2 separate regions of the Homo sapiens genome follow, and region 1 is linked to region 2. A link is an interaction called in ENCODE POLR2A ChIA-PET data of the cell type or tissue named here. Cell type or tissue: K562. All regions are shown on one strand.

Evidence for each region. ChIA-PET counts read pairs that join two places held together with the same protein. Peaks named below come from ENCODE experiments on the same cell type or tissue, not always from the same donor. Only the 100,000 strongest peaks of a DNase experiment are listed, where the experiment ranks them.
Region 1: POLR2A ChIA-PET joins it to region 2 with 5 read pairs; 13 of 35 experiments call an interaction of 5 or more read pairs at or near these places.

What each region holds. Positions count from the first base shown.
Region 1 is chr10:69,015,348-69,023,347 of GRCh38, forward strand. KIFBP (kinesin family binding protein) reads left to right here. Exons shown (of 7, transcript NM_015634.4): 7 at 194-1,635. The coding sequence ends at 1,069. It also overlaps the pseudogene ACTBP14. Among named protein-coding and RNA genes, the nearest start is that of KIFBP, 31 kb to the left of the region's middle. In K562, no CTCF peak of the experiment used is centred here; a DNase peak (open chromatin) is centred at 3,474.
Region 2 is chr10:69,068,347-69,076,346 of GRCh38, forward strand. No RefSeq gene overlaps it. Among named protein-coding and RNA genes, the nearest start is that of SRGN, 16 kb to the right of the region's middle. RefSeq lists an enhancer at 675-1,226. In K562, no CTCF peak of the experiment used is centred here; a DNase peak (open chromatin) is centred at 1,465.

The DNA.
Region 1 (8,000 bases), 53 kb before region 2:
ATTTCTTGAGTTTTTAATATAATCGGAAGAAAGAAAGAAGTTTTCAAAGGTGTTTAAGATTATGATACCCTTCTAAACCAGGCTGGAAAGTAAGAGACTTCTCTTCTAAAAAACTCTGAAGTTTGCTTTAATATTATTTAACAGCAGGAGGTGAGTGTCCTACTTAACCATAATTTATTTTTTTTTCCTTCAGGACAACATAGGAGAGCTTGATCTTGATAAACAGTCTGAACTTAGAGCTTTAAGGAAAAAAGAACTAGATGAGGAGGAAAGCATTCGGAAAAAAGCTGTGCAGTTTGGAACCGGTGAACTGTGTGATGCCATCTCTGCAGTAGAAGAGAAAGTGAGCTACTTGAGACCTTTAGATTTTGAAGAAGCCAGAGAACTTTTCTTATTGGGTCAGCACTATGTCTTTGAGGCAAAAGAGTTCTTTCAGATTGATGGTTATGTCACTGACCATATTGAAGTTGTCCAAGACCACAGTGCTCTGTTTAAGGTGCTTGCATTCTTTGAAACTGACATGGAGAGACGGTGCAAGATGCATAAACGCAGAATAGCCATGCTAGAGCCCCTAACTGTAGACCTGAATCCACAGTATTATCTGTTGGTCAACAGACAGATCCAGTTTGAAATTGCACATGCTTACTATGATATGATGGATTTGAAGGTTGCCATTGCTGACAGGCTAAGGGATCCTGATTCACACATTGTAAAAAAAATAAATAATCTTAATAAGTCAGCACTGAAGTACTACCAGCTCTTCTTAGACTCCCTGAGAGACCCAAATAAAGTATTCCCTGAGCATATAGGGGAAGATGTTCTTCGCCCTGCCATGTTAGCTAAGTTTCGAGTTGCCCGTCTCTATGGCAAAATCATTACTGCAGATCCCAAGAAAGAGCTGGAAAATTTGGCAACATCATTGGAACATTACAAATTTATTGTTGATTACTGTGAAAAGCATCCTGAGGCCGCCCAGGAAATAGAAGTTGAGCTAGAACTTAGTAAAGAGATGGTTAGTCTTCTCCCAACAAAAATGGAGAGATTCAGAACCAAGATGGCCCTGACTTAATCCTTGTTTTTAAAGAAAGGAAATGTGCAATATTGAAGTGATCTTTTTCCCTAGTCAGACAGGCCCAATTCCATTGTGATGTTTACCTTTATAGCCAGGTGAGTGCAGTTTGAACTTGAGATACAGTCAACTGAGTGTTTGCTAGGATCCTAAGGAACATAAAGTTAATTAAAAACTTACACCTAATTATGTAAATTGCCTTGTTAAAGACATGTGATTTGTATTTTAGATGCTTGTTTCCTATTAAAATACAGACATTTCTACCCTCAGTTTCTAAATGTAGACTATTTGTTGGCTAGTACTTGATAGATTCCTTGTAAGAAAAAATGCTGGGTAATGTACCTGGTAACAAGCCTGTTAATATATTAAGATTGAAAAAGTAACTTCTATAGTTACTCCTTCTAAAATATTTGACTTCCTAAATTCCCCCCACCCAAAATCTTTCCCTTTTGAAAATACTAAAAACTAAGTTATGTTATTATAAAGTGTAAAATGGTTTGTCTTAATTATAGGAGAAAAAGGCCTTGTTAGAAATAAAATAAACTGACTTATTTCACTAATGAAAACTTCTGTTTCCTTTTTGTTTTCTTGTGAGCACTGATACCTCAATACATTGATACCTCAATACCTTTGAGGTATTTTTTGATACCTCAAAGATACTAGCTTATTTGAAGCTAGAGAAGAATATTTCTTCAATAACATTGCACAGTTAGAAAACATTAAAATATCATTCATGGGCCAGGCACCGTGTCTCATGCCTGTAATCCCGGCACTTTGGGAGGCTGAGGCAGGCGGATCACAAGGTCAGGAGATCGAGACCATCCTGGCTAACACGGTGAAACCCCGTCTCTACTAAAAATACAAAAAATTAGCCGGGCGTGGCCGCGTGCGCCTGTAGTCCCAGCTACTTGGGAGGCTGAGGCAGGAGAATGGCGTGAACCCAGGAGGCAGAGCTTGCAGTGAGCCGAGATTGTGGCACTGCACTCCAGCCTGGGTGACAGAGCGAGACTCTGTCTCAAAAAAAAAATATCATTCATGGCTGAGTGTGGTGGCTTATGCCTGTAATCCCAGCACTTTGGGAGGCTGAGGTAGGAGGATCACTTGAGGCCAGGAGTTCGAGACCAGCCTGGGCAACATAGTGAGACCCCCATCTCTACAAAACATACAAAAATTAGCTGGGGCATGGTGCCACCTGTCTGTAATCCCAGCTACTTGGGAGGCTAAGGTGGGACGATTGCTTAAGCCCAGGAGGCCAAGGCTGTAGTGAACCATAATTGCCACTACAGCCTGGGTGACAGTGAGACCCTGTCTCAAAATAAAATAAAATATTCACTTAGTGAATATTTATTGAGCTACTACTGTGTCCCAGGAAACCTCACTGACTGATTTCTCATCAGAGGATCCTGGCATGTTTATAAACTTTTAAGCACTGTTGAGAAAGGATATATACGTCATAATTAAACCTCGTTAATATGTGTTAGTCATGTTAAGAAATGCAGGAATGGAGTTCCTATCCGGTGTATTGTCAAGATCAGTCGTAACATTTAATATAGAGAATAGCTCTGTGCTTTAGCCTGCCTGTTACTTTGCTTCTCAAAGCCTAGGTCTGGTCAACACTAAGATCCTGTAACATTTATGTAAAAACACACACACACACATGTGAAAATCACCTTGCTTTCCCTTTGAGATCAATTTTCCAGGAAGAAAAATCTTTGAGTATAACAGTCAGAAATGTGTAATTCACTCAATATTTAACTGATGTTTATTCAAGTCTTTACTAAGGTCAGGCCCTGCTCTCACTCTTCTAATCATAGAGGATATGGTGATAAACAGGATAAACAAGGACCTGTTCTCACAGAGTGAATAAACAACTAAGAAAGATAATTTCGGGCCATAAATGCTGTTAAGAAAGGAAAACTGAAATGGTAAGCTTTTTTTTTTTTTTTTTGAGACGGAGTCTCACTCTCTCGCCCAGACTGGAGTGCAGTGCCGTGATCTCAGCTCGCTGCAACTTCTGCCTCCCGGATTCAAGCGATTCTCCTGCCTCAGCCCCCTGAGTAGCTGGGATTACAGGCGCACAACACCACACCTGGCTGATTTTTTGTATCTTTAGTAGAGGCGGGGTTTCACCATGTTGGCCAGGCTGGTCTTGAACTTCTGACCTCAAGTGATCCACCTGCCTCGGCTTCCCAAAGTGCTGGGATTACAGGTGTGAGCCACCACACCCAGCCTGAAATGGTAAACTTTTAATGGAAGGGGTGCTGTCTTAGCTGTGGTGATCTGGAAAGGTCTTTGAGAAGGTGGGAGGTGACACCGAGCTGAGAATGAAATGGGGGAAGAAAGCAGCCAAGTCATCTTTAGGTAGGGTGTTCCCGGGAAGCCAGGCTGGAACAAGCTCAGGAAGGAGTTTGGCATGAGAAAGACCAGTGTGGCTGGAGCAGATAAGGGTGAGGAGTGGGGGCAGCAGTGGGGAGTCCAGATGGAGAGGGCTTTGTAGATCAGGGTAAGGAGTTTGGATTTTATTCGAGGTGCAGTGGGAAACTTCATGGAATTTTAAAAAGGGAAGCAGCATGATCTGATTGGAATTTCTTTTTTATTTTATTTTATTTTATTTTATTTTATTTTTTGAGACAGAGTTTCGCTCTGTGGCCCAGGCTGGAGAGCAGTGGCACGATCTCGGCTCACTGCAAGCGCCACCTCCTGGGTTCACGCCATTCTCCTGCCTCAGCCTCCCGAGTAGCTGGGACTACAGGTGCCTGCCGCCACACCAGGCTAATTTTTTCCATGTTAGCCAGGATGGTCTTGATCTCCTGACCTTGTGATCCGGCCGCCTTGGCCTCCCAAAGTGCTGGGATTACAGGCGTGAGCCACCGTGCCCAGCCAATCTGATTGGAATTTTTAAGAAACTACTCTGGCTCTTAGGGCAAGGAAGGGGGAAGGGACAGTCAAGAACCAGAGGAAGAAGAGAGACAAGTGAGATCCTGTTAAGATTAATCCAAGTGAGAGATGAAAGTGGTTTGGAATAGGATGAGGGAGTAGAGATAGAGAAAAGTGGATAAATTCTGGATGTGTTTTGAACACGCTAGAAGGTAAAGTGTAGAGCATGAGGGGAAAAGAAGAACCATGTTAAGTTGAGGAAGTATGGATGCAAAGCATGTTTTTATGGGGGATACGTGGATTTAGAATTAAGAATTTTGTTTAGGTCATGTTGAGTTTAGGATGTTAAGCTTGAGATGAAATGATTGCTATTTAATAATATCTGCCCATCAGACTTTAAAAGGAAAGCGAGGAGGATCAAGAGGAGGCAAAGAAGGGAGGGAAGTTTCTTGAGGATAGTGATATATGGCACTTCAGCTCTCTTGAGAACTGATTCTAAGACAAATCCCCCTGTTAAAAGCCTTCCTTCATGTAGCCATTTTCCTCTCAACCTTAATCAACTTCATAACTTCATTTATATATCCATTCATTTATTTAAGAAGTACTTAGCTCTTTTTTTCCCCACAAGTATATCCAATGTGTATCTTTATTTGTAATGGAAGATAAAAAATATTGGGGAGTAAAAAACAGGTCTGGGCCGGGCACGGTGGCTCATGCCCATAATCCCAGCACTTTGGGAGGCTGAGGTGGGTGGGTCACCTGAGGTCAGGAGTTTGAGACCAGCCTGACCAACATGGTGAAACCTCACCTCTACTAAAAATACAAAAAAAAATTGGCCAGGCCTGATGGCAAGCACCCGTAGTCCCAGCTACTCAGGAGGCTGAGGCAGGAGAATCGCTTGAACCAGGGAGGCGGAGGTTGCAGTGAGCCGAGATTGCATCAGTGCACTCCAGCCTGGTGACAGAGTGAGACCCTGTCTCAAAACAAAACAACAACAACAACAACAAAAAAACAGGTCTTATATTAAGGGGGATAAAGATAGCTATATCAATACAATGGAATATTATATAGATTTGTACATATTACAGCATACAAGTACAAGTAATTATAAAATGTAAAAGCATGGAAAATGCATGGCTAAATGTCAAGAGGATAGCAACATATTAATTTATAGATATACATTTAACATCTAATTTCAACAATTAAAAATGTATATTTAGCAGGGGGTGGTCATGTGCATCTGTAGCCCCAGCTACTCAGGAAGCTGAGGTGGGAGGATCACCTGAGCCTGGGAGGTTGAAGCTGCAGTGAGCCGGCCGGGCACGGTGTCTCACGCCTGTAATCCCAGCACTTTGGGAGGCCGAGGCGGGCAGAGGTCAGGAGATCAAGACCATCCTGGTCAACATGGTGAAACCCCGTCTCTACTAAAAATACAAAAATTAGCTGGGCGTGGTGGTGCACACTTGTAATCCCAGCTACTTGGGAGGCTGAAGCAGGAAAATCACTTGAACCTGGGAGGCGAAGGTTGCAGGGAGGCGAAGGTTGCAGTGAGCCGAGATCGCGCCACTGCACTCCAGCCTGAGCAACAGAGTGAGTCTCCATCTCAAAAAAAAAAAAAAAAAAAAAAGCTGCAGTGAGCCATGATTGCACCACTGTACGCTAGCCTGGGTGATAAAGTGAGACCATGTCTCTCAATAAATAAATAAATATTTAAAAATATAAAAATGTAAGGCCGGGCGTGGTGGCTCAAACCTATAATCCCAGCACTTTGGGAGACCGAGTCAGGCGGATCATCGAGGTCAGGAGTTCGAGACCAGTCTGGCCAACATGGTGAAACCTCGTCTCTACTAAAAGTACAAAAATTAGTCAGGCATGGCCGGGCGCGGTGGCTCACGCCTATAATCCCAGCACTTTGGGAGGCCGAGGCAGGTAGATCACCAGGGCAGGAGATCGAGACCATCCTGGCTAATACGGTGAAACCCCGTCTCTACTAAAAATACAAAAAATTAGCCGGGCGTGGTGGCCGGCGCCTGTAGTCCCAGCTACTCGGGAGGCTGAGGCAGGAGAATGGTGTGAACCCAGGAGGCGGAGTTTGCAGTGAGCCGAGATCGCGCCACTGCATTCCAGCCTGGGTGATAGAGCGAGACTCTGTCTCAAAAAAAAAAAAAAATTAGTCAGACATGGTGGTGCATGCCTGTTGTTCCAGCTACTTAGGAGGCTGAGGCAGGAGACTCGCTTGAACCTGGGAGATGGAGACTGCAGTGAGCCAAGATCGTGCCACTGCACTCCAGCCTGGGCGACAGCAAAACACTGTCTCAAAAATAAATAAATAAAATAAAATAAAAATAAATAAAAATGTATACTTAGTCAGAGGTGGTGTCATGTGCCTGTGGTCCCAGCTACTCAGGAGGCCGAGACAGGAGGATTGCTTGAGCCCAGGATTTGAGGTCAGCCTGGGCAACACAGTGAGATCCTATCTCTTTAAAAAAAAAAAAGATATACCTGTTAGTGGAAATGTAAAAAAAATGGAAATAGTCATATTGTAATGGAATTATAAACTTTGTTTTTAAGATGGAATTTTGCTCTGTCGCCCAGGCTGGAGGGCAGTGGCATGATCTGGGCTCACTGCAACCTCCGCCTCCTGGGTTCAAGTGATTCTTGTGCCTCAGCCTCCCAAGTAGCTGGGACTACAGGCATGTGCCACCGTGCCTGGCTAATTTTTGTATTTTTAGTAGAGACAAGGTTTCACCATATTGGCCAGGCTGATCTCGAACTCATGACCTCAGGCAATCTGCCTGCCTTGGCCTCCCAAAGTGCTGGGATTACAGGTGTGAGCCATTGCGCCCGGCCACAATTAAAAGCATTTTGTTATTATTTCCTTAATATTGTGATCTTTATCTTTCCAATGAACATTTGAAAATTCTCAGACAACACACTAGGTTTTCATTAGAGGTTTTTTTACCGAGCACTTTTTGTGTGCTAGGTACCTTGAGGACATGATCTCTAAGCCACTGTCTCTTAAACCTTAGCTTTTATTCTTCTTGACTGTGTTATTCAACTTGAATTCAAAAGATAACATTCAATCGGCTGGGCGCAGTGGCTTACGTCTAATCCTGGCACTTTGGGAGGCCGAGGCGGGTGGATTGCCTGAGCTCAGGAGTTTGAGACCAGCCTGGGCAACACAGTGAAACCCTGTCTCTACTAAAATACAAAAAATTAGCTGGGCATGGTGGCACGCGCCTGTAATCCCATCTACTCGGGAGGCTGAGGCAGAAGAATTGCTAGAACCCGGGAGGCAGAGGTTGCAGTGAGCCGAGATCGCGCCACTGCACTCCAGCCAGGGCGACGGAGTGAGACTCCATCTCTTAAAGAAAGAAACAAAAAAGATAAAATTCAGACCGCCAAGACTACATCTGCCCCACCTGCACAGAGCCTCGCCCTCGCCACTCCACAGCCGGTCCGCATGTGCCGCCAGCTCACCAGGGTGATATCACTGGGCTCCAGCAAGGGCAAGGCCAGCTTCGCAGGTGACGATGCCCCGTAGGCCGCCTTCCCCTCCATCTTGGGGCGCCCGCGACACCAGGGCATGATGGTGGGCATGGGCCAGAAGGACTCCAATGTGGGCGATGAGGCCCAGAGCAAGAGAGGCATCCTGACCCTGAAGTACCCCATCTAGCACGGCATGGTCATCTACTGGGATGACATGGAGAAGATCTGGCACCACACCTTCTACAATGAGCTGCATGTGGCTTTCGAGGAGTACCCTGTGCTGCTGACCAAAGGCCCCCTGAATCCCAAGGCCAACCATGAGAAGATGGCCCAGATTATGTTGGAGACCTTCAACACCCCACCCATGCACGTGGCCATCCAGGTCGTGCTGTACCTGTACTCCTCTGGCCATACCACTGGCATCGTGATGGACTCTGGCGACAGGTCACCCACATTGTGTGCATATATGAGGGGCACGCCCTCCCCCACACCATCCTGCGTCTGGATCTCGCTGGCCAGGACCTGACCGACCGCCTTATGAAGATCCTCACATTGTGCGGCTACA
Region 2 (8,000 bases):
AGGAGCAAGTGGGATGTTTTTGGCATGGTTTGATATTTGCTAACTGGTAAAGGTCTTGCTCCAAATATTCCCTCACCAACCACTTCTGTGTCTGAAATCCCTGTCAGTCTTTGAGAGCAGGGTTTTGAAGATCCCTGCTCAGGTACAGATCTGGAAAGGGGGCCTTTCTGAGCCATTTCTTTAAGGGAAAAAGGGCTGCAAGGTGACTCCACTCTGGGGAAAATGAACCACCAAGTCAGGTTGGAAGGAATTGTGTCTGGGAGCTATTCATGATGTGTCCCTAGCCAGGGAGGCTCAGACCAAATTCTGTCTTTCCTAGTGAGTCTGCCTGGACTACTGATATTAATTCATACACACCGCTAGTTGGTTGCTCAACTTGCAAGACCCTGAGAGAATGGAATGCAATACAGACAACCGTTGGCTTCTTACCCATTGTTTCCCAAGCAGTGCACGAAGCCCTCTACATGTGATATTCTCTTTCTTTTTCCTTCCTTTTTTTTTTTTGAGACAGAGTCTCATTGTCACCCAGGTTGCAGTGCAGTGGCACAATCTTGGCTCACTGCAACCTCCGCTACCCAGGTTCAAGCGATTCTCCAGTCTCAGCCTCCCACGTAGCTGAGACTACAGGCGTGTGCCACCATGCCCAGCTAATTTTTGTATTTTTAGTAGAGATGGGATTTCGCCACGTTGACCAGGCTGGCCTCGAACTCTTGACCTCAGGTGATCCACCCACCTCGGCCTTTCAAAGTGCTGGGATGAGCCACCACGCACGACCCACGTGATATTCTCTTTCAATTTTCCCAACAACCATGTGAGGTAGAAATATCCCTACTTTATAGGAACAAAAATGGAGGCTCAGAGATAAGCCACTTGCCCAGTGTCATGCGGCTAAACATAGTTATGCTGATTAACAGCTAGTACCATTGAGTGCTGCGGGCCAAGGCACTACAAAGGATTCCTGTTTCAACTCACTTGATCCTCATTACATGCTTGTGGAACCCCCTTTTAACAGATGTGGAAACTGGAGTACAGGGAGGTTAAACAGGCTCTCCGAGGCATTCAGCTGGCAGACGTCAGATGTCAGCCTGCTCTTCGCCGCCCTGCTGCATGCAGTGTTGGAGCCATCTGTGTATGAGCCACAAAAATGTGCCGAGAGCCTGCTGTGTGCCAGGCGCATACAGTTACCCTGGAGATCCGACAGCCCTGGCCTACTGGAGGTTACATGCTGGCATCCTCGCACCAGAACTGGTCGTAGATGGCCCAGGGTAGCAAAAGGGTTGGGACATCCAGGGGACATTGGGCCCAGGCAGTGAGTGGCCTTGATTCCTGTCTCCCCTGCCTGGGAAGGGCAGTCAGGGGTGACCCTGACCTCGTCCTGTGTGGCTAACCTGAGGCAATGATTATCCTCTCTAGGGGACTGAGGCAAGCGGCCAGGTGTCTTGAGGGCCCGCTTATCTCAGGACTTGGACCTCTATGGGGTCTTGTCTCACACACCCACTGTGGGGCTTTCCCTATCTCTGCTTTACATGCACATTGCAGAATAAGAGATGCCGTTGAAGGACTCTATCCAAGAAGCCCTTCCCAATGAGATTTGAGGCCAGGATTAAGAGGCCTTAAATGGACATTTCTGTGAGGAAGAAATTGTGCGTGCTTAGATGTCTGTGTCTTTGGAGGGTTTGGAGGGTCAAGACACCATCAAATTTGTGTTTCACAAGCTTGAACTTGAACAAATTTGTGTTTCACAACAGGTTTGATGGGATCTGGACTCTCTCTGCTATGGGGTCAGCCCTCCTGGAGTCCACCCCAGCTTGAGCACTGGAAGCCTGCCCTGGATTGGACAGGAACCCTGCATTTCTCCCACTGGCACTCACCCTCCGCCGATCAAATTATATCCTCGGCTTCCTCAGCAGTACAATCTTCAGAGGACTGTGGAGAGGATTAAACTGTTATTACTGTACATGAGAAGTGCTTACATCAGTGCCTGCTCACAATTTACATGTGATTATTATCATTATAATCCCACCTGGCCTGGTCAACATAAAGAAACCTGGGGCCTGTTCTGACTCCCTACCCCACTTTATTTTTAAAATAGAGACAGGGTCTCCCTCCCTATGTTACCCAGGCTGGTCTTGAACTCCTGACCTCAAGCGATCCTCTGTTCTCGGCCTCCCAAAGTTCTGGGATAACAGGCGTGAGCCACTGTGCTCAGCCTGCTCCTTCCCTTTATCTGCCAGGCTTGAACCCTTCTCCCTGGTGGGACCCAGAAGGCCAGCCTGGCAGAGCTGTGTGAGGACCAGGTAAGCTCTCACACCCACCCTGCCTGGCATGTAGTAAGCCCTTCCTCGCCTCTTTAAAGAAGACCAAGGCAAATGGGTTTATGATTTCTCAGGAAGGTTTTGATTCTGTTGTTTTTCCTTCCCAGCTTCCCAATTGTCTACTGTACCTGCAAACTCCCTATCCTTCAGGTCCAGATCTAGTGTGTCTCCTGCAGCTTCTGTCTAAACTAAGGATTGCCCTTTTGGTCCCTATTCCAGCCCTTCCCCTCTGGGAAATGACGTATGCCTTCCAGAACTTCTAACTTTACCACACTCTGATGGTGAGCTGGGCACTGACTGTGTGGCTGGCATTGTTCTTAATTACCACGTTCCAGGTCTTCACACAGATGGGCTTATTTGATCCTCACTGTGTTCCTATGAGGATGGTGTAATTTTGATCTCTATTTCTTTAAAAAATAGAGATGGGGTCTAGCTATGTTGCCCAGGCTGGTCTCCAACTCCTGAGCTCAAGCAATTCTCCCCACCTCAGCCTCCCAAAGTGTTGAGATTACAGGCATGAGCCATCGTGCCTGGCCTATCATCCCCATTTAAAAGACAGAAAATCTGAGGCACAAGGAGGTTAAACAACTTGCCTGAGATCCCAGTTAGAAAGCGGTAAGTTTGAACCCAAGTAGTGTGACTCTAAGCCCCAGCTCCCAACCACACCATTTTGTTGCCATCGTAACTCTAATGTTTAGAATCTATTGGATACTCAAAGGTCTTGGCGTGTCCTAAATTTAAATAAATAAGTAAACAAATAAATAAATAAATAAGAATCCATAGGAATTGGGAAAAGGAGCATGGTCTTTGTTCTATGAATGTTGTTTGTTTTTTTTTTTTTTTTTCAGTCGAAAGATATTTTACTGCAAAATTGGAGATTTCAAATTCCCCCTGGTTATATTCTGCTGGTGTTTAACCTCCTTCTAAATAAGGCATTCTTTCTGAATCTCACTGAATTCTCTTGTACTAAAAAATAGAACTATTTTTTCTTGCTCCATCACCTGTGGAGATGGAAAAGTACTGATCAGCACGTTCTCTCGCATGCTTGAAAATACCTTCCCGGTATCTCACATCTCTCTGAGCCCATTCTTCTCCAAAGCCAGAGGACCTGGCTCCTTTCCACTAGGCGGGTTTCCTGTTCGTAGCCCTGACAAAAGTGTCCAGAGTTTTCCAGCCTCTCTCCTTCCACTGGGTATGCATTGGGCCATGAGGGTGGCGCTGAGGGTGCACACAGGGTCCAAAGCAAGCCATGTGGCTTGGGGTCCTCCATCTCTGCTCAGAATTTTATTTTAGCTTACTTTGTTATTTTTTATACTCCAGAACATTTAAAAAAGAAATGAAGGTGTAAAGAAGTGGGGTGGGGGGGGGGGCAGGTGGAAAACGTTAGCCTTAATCTCTCCTCCCCTGACATTTTAATACAGGTTGGAGTTGACTTTGAACCTGAGGGCCTAAGTGCCCGGCACTGCGAGGGTATGGCAGGGACCCCATTCTTGATCCTGGCCTTGAGGTTCTCACAATCTGAGCTTGTGAGTATCAAGAACAGCTCTGGGCTGGGCACATTGGCTCACACCTGTAATTCCAGCACTTTGGGAGGCTGAGGTGGGTGGATCACCTGAGGTTAGGAGTTCGAGACTAGCCTGGCCAACATGGCGAAACCCCATCTCTTTTAAAAAATACAAAATCTAGCCGGGTGTGGTGGCAGGCACCTGTAGTCCCAGCTACTTGGGAGGCTGAGGCAGAAGAATCACTTGAACCCGGGAGGCGGAGATTGCAGTGAGCTGAGATCGCGCCACTGCAGTTCGGCCTAGGCAGCAAAGCAAGACTCCATCTCAGGGAAAAAAAAAAAAAAGGAAAGGAAACCAGGCATGGTTGCTCACCTATGTAATCCCAACACTTTGGGAGGCTGAGGCAGGAGGATCAATTGAGGCTAGGAGTTCGAGACCAGCCTGGGCAACATAGTGAGACCCCATCTCTACAAAAGATTAAAAAAAATTAGCTGGGTTTGGTGGCACATGCCTCTAGTCACAGCTACTTGGGAGGCTGAGGTGAGAAAATCACTTGAGTCTGGGAGGTCAAGGCTGCAGTGAGCTGAGATTGCGCCACTGCACTCCAGACTGGATGACAGAGTAAGACCCTGTCTCTAAATAAATAAATAAATAAATAAATAAATGAATGAAGGAAAGGAAGGGGGCTATGGCATGCTGCAGGGTGTGGGGGAGGTTGCAGGATTAGGTGGGACGCCAGGGTTGGCCTCCTTAAGAGGGTGAGAAGGTGAGATTCAGCTTCTCGAAGCTGAGGGGTTTAACCATGTGAGTATGTGGGAGTGGAGCATTTCAGTCAGAGGGAATAGCCAGAGCCTAAAAGAAACAAAATCCAACACAAAATCAGGAAGGGGCCACCTAAGAGATAAGGAGTCTGAGAAAGCGCCAAGGGAAGGGAAGAAGGAGGGTTTCATGCCTATGCTAATTGCATTGTGGCTGCTCTGAGGGTGGGGTCATTTACCCAACCTCGGGACCACCCTCTGCCCAAACCCTTAGGCTAACGGAAATCTGACCAATGTGGTGGTGGAAATAGCTCTGATCCAGGCTCTTTCATAACTAGGACACGGCCTTGAGTAAGCCACATGCTCCTTGGGTCTCAATGGCCTCGTCTGGAAAAGGAAACAGCTGAAAACTGGGTGCTTGCAGGCCCGAGTGTGCTTTGTAATAATAGCAATGTTATAAATAAGATGGCAATTGTAGCATCTTGCCAGGGTGAAGAAGTTAATTATTCTTATGATTGAGACTTTTAAAAATCAAAAGCAAAACCATCTGATTTCTGTGGTTTCTGAGGAAAAGAAAAGCAGGAAAGAAAGATGAAGTGAGGCCGGGCGGGGTGCTGACACCTGTAATCCCAGCACTTTGGGAAGCGGAGGAGGGCGGATCACTTGAGCTCAGGAGTTCAAGACCAGCCTTGGGCCTGGGAGGTTGAGGCTGCAGTGAGCTGTGATCATTCCACTGCATTCCAGCCTAGGCAACAGAGTGAGATCCTATCTCTGAAAAAAAAAAAAAAAAAAAAAGACACAAGTTTTCCTTTCGCCACCATTTAACCATCTTCACTTTGTGGGAACTGTGCTGGGGTGGTGGGTGGGGGGTTGGGGGGACCCTCTCAGCTGCTTGTGCTGGGGTGGTGGGTGGGGGATGGGGGGACCCTCTCAGCTGCTCCCTGGCAGTAGTTCCTTAGCTGAGGTTCAGAACATTCGCAAGCAACCAACCGTCTGTCTGTTGGGAAGGTTTGGAAAGTATTATGCAAATGGTGAAAAAAACGGTCTTTGACAACTTAGCAAAGAATAAAACCTGTCAGAGTGTCCTAGCCTTTAGGCTGTTGGGACCAGAAATACAAAGTCATGTTCTCATAATCTATTAAGTTGCTAAAAGGAGGGATTTGAGAGCATCATCTTGGCAGACACGGGGTTCTGCCCAAACTCTGAGACTTAGGGCCCCGTGATTCTAGGAAGGGCTTTCCCTGCTCACGACAGACAGGAGTGTTTGTTTTTTAAATGCCAGGGCAGAGGTGGGATGGGCTTGCTGGGGAAACTGGACTGATAAAGAAAGTCCTCAGCGTGGTACCTGGAATATCCTAGTGAAACCCCCCAGTGGTGCTTTATTTTTGGGTTACATGGGTTCTTCCAAATGATGTCTGAGTGTTTTTCATTGAGGACTCTCTATTTATGGGATACTTTTTGGTGCAGATACACTTTCAGGTCATGAATCTCTCTTCTTTCTAATCAAGGTTTTCTTTAATTTTGGCTGGGTATGGTGGCTCACACCTGTAATCCCGGCACTTTGGGAGGCTGAGGCAGGAGGATCGCTTGAGCACAGGAGTTCAAGACCAGCCTGGGCAACATGGCGAGACCTCGTCTTTGCAAAAAAAAGAAAAATTAGCTGGGTGTAGTGATGTGTGCCTGTAGTCCCGACTATTCAGGAGGCTGAGGTAGGAGGATTGCTTAAGGCCAGGACTGAGGCTGGAGACTGAGGATGGAGGATCACTTGAGCCCAGGAGTTCAAGGCTGCATGAGCTATGACTGGCGTCACTGCATTTCAGTCTGGGTGACAAAGCAAGATCCTATCTCAAAAAAAAAATTTCCTTAATTTCAAAAAAGTTACCATTTTCTAAGCCAGCACTAACAGAATATAATGCAAACCACAAACATAATTTCAAATTTTTAGTAACTATATTTTAAAAAGTAAAAGAAGACATGTGAAATTAATTTTAATAATATGTCTTAATCCAGTATATCCAAAATATTATTTTTTCAATGTATAATCAATATAAAAAATTATTAATGAGACTTTACATTCTTTTTTCCTTACTATGTCAAATCCAATGTATATTTCACAAATACAGTGCATCTCAATTTGGACCAGCTGCATGTCAAGTTTTTAACAGCCACATGGGGCTACCATGTAGGACAGTGCAGTTCTAAGGACCAAGAGGATGGCTCTTGGCAGTGAGCTTGAGTGGGCTAATCAGGCTGAGCACAGACCCCCTAATCACACTATGATGATGGGCCTCTGAGATGGGGGGTGTCTTCTAGTCACACAGAACAAGGAGGATCCCTGGCCAGGTGCCATGGCTCACACCTATAATCCCAGCACTTTGGGAGGCCGAGGGAGGCAAATCACTTGAGGTCAGGAGTTCAAGACCAGCCTGGGTAACATGGATAAACCCTGTCTCTACCAAAAATACAAAAAATCAGCTGGGCGTTGTGGCACTCGCCTGTGGTCTCAGTTACTCCGGAGAGATGGGAGGATTGCTTGAGCCCAGGAAGCAGAGGCTGCAGCGAGCCAAGATCATGCCACTGCACTATAACCTGGATGACAGATTGAGACTCCATCTCAAAAAAAAAAGAACAAGGAGGATCCCAATGCAAGCCCCATATTCCAAGAGTGTGGTTTTGAACTGAGGTATATTGAGCAAGCTCTTGCTTGCCCCCAACGGTCTTTTCCTCCCTCTCTACTAACCGCACCCCTTACTTCATCCTGGCTTGAGGATTAAATACTAAGATGATCACCAGTCCTTCAATGATTATCATCCTCTATTAAGATGCAAATGTTGGACAAGATTTCAGTTAAGAGGAATAAGTTCAAAAGATCTATTGTACAACATGATGGCTATAGTTAATTTTGTTTTTTTTCAGACAGTGGCTAGAGTACAATGGCACGATCACAGCTTACTGCAGTCTCAAACTCCTGGGCTCAATCAATCCTCTAGCCTCAGCCTCCCCAGTAGCTGAGACTACAGACATGCACCACCATGCCCAGCCTTGACTATACTTAATAACACTGTATTGTATTCTTTTTTGTTGTTGTTGTTGAGATGGAGTCTCACTCTGTCTCCCAGACTGGAGTGCAGTGACACAATCTCAGCTCACTGCAATCTCTGTCTCCGGGGTTCAAGTGATTCTCCCGCCTCAGCCCCCTGAGTAGCTGGGATTACAGGTATGCACCACCACACCCAGCTAATTTTTATATTTTTAGTAGAGACGGGGTTTCACCATGTTGGCCAGGCTTGTCTCGAACTCCTGACCTCAGGTGATCCACCCGCCTTGGCCTCCCAAAGTGCTGGGATTACAGGTGTGAGCCAATGCACCCAGACCAATGTATTGTATTCTTGAGAATCACTGAGAGTAGATTTTAAGTGTTC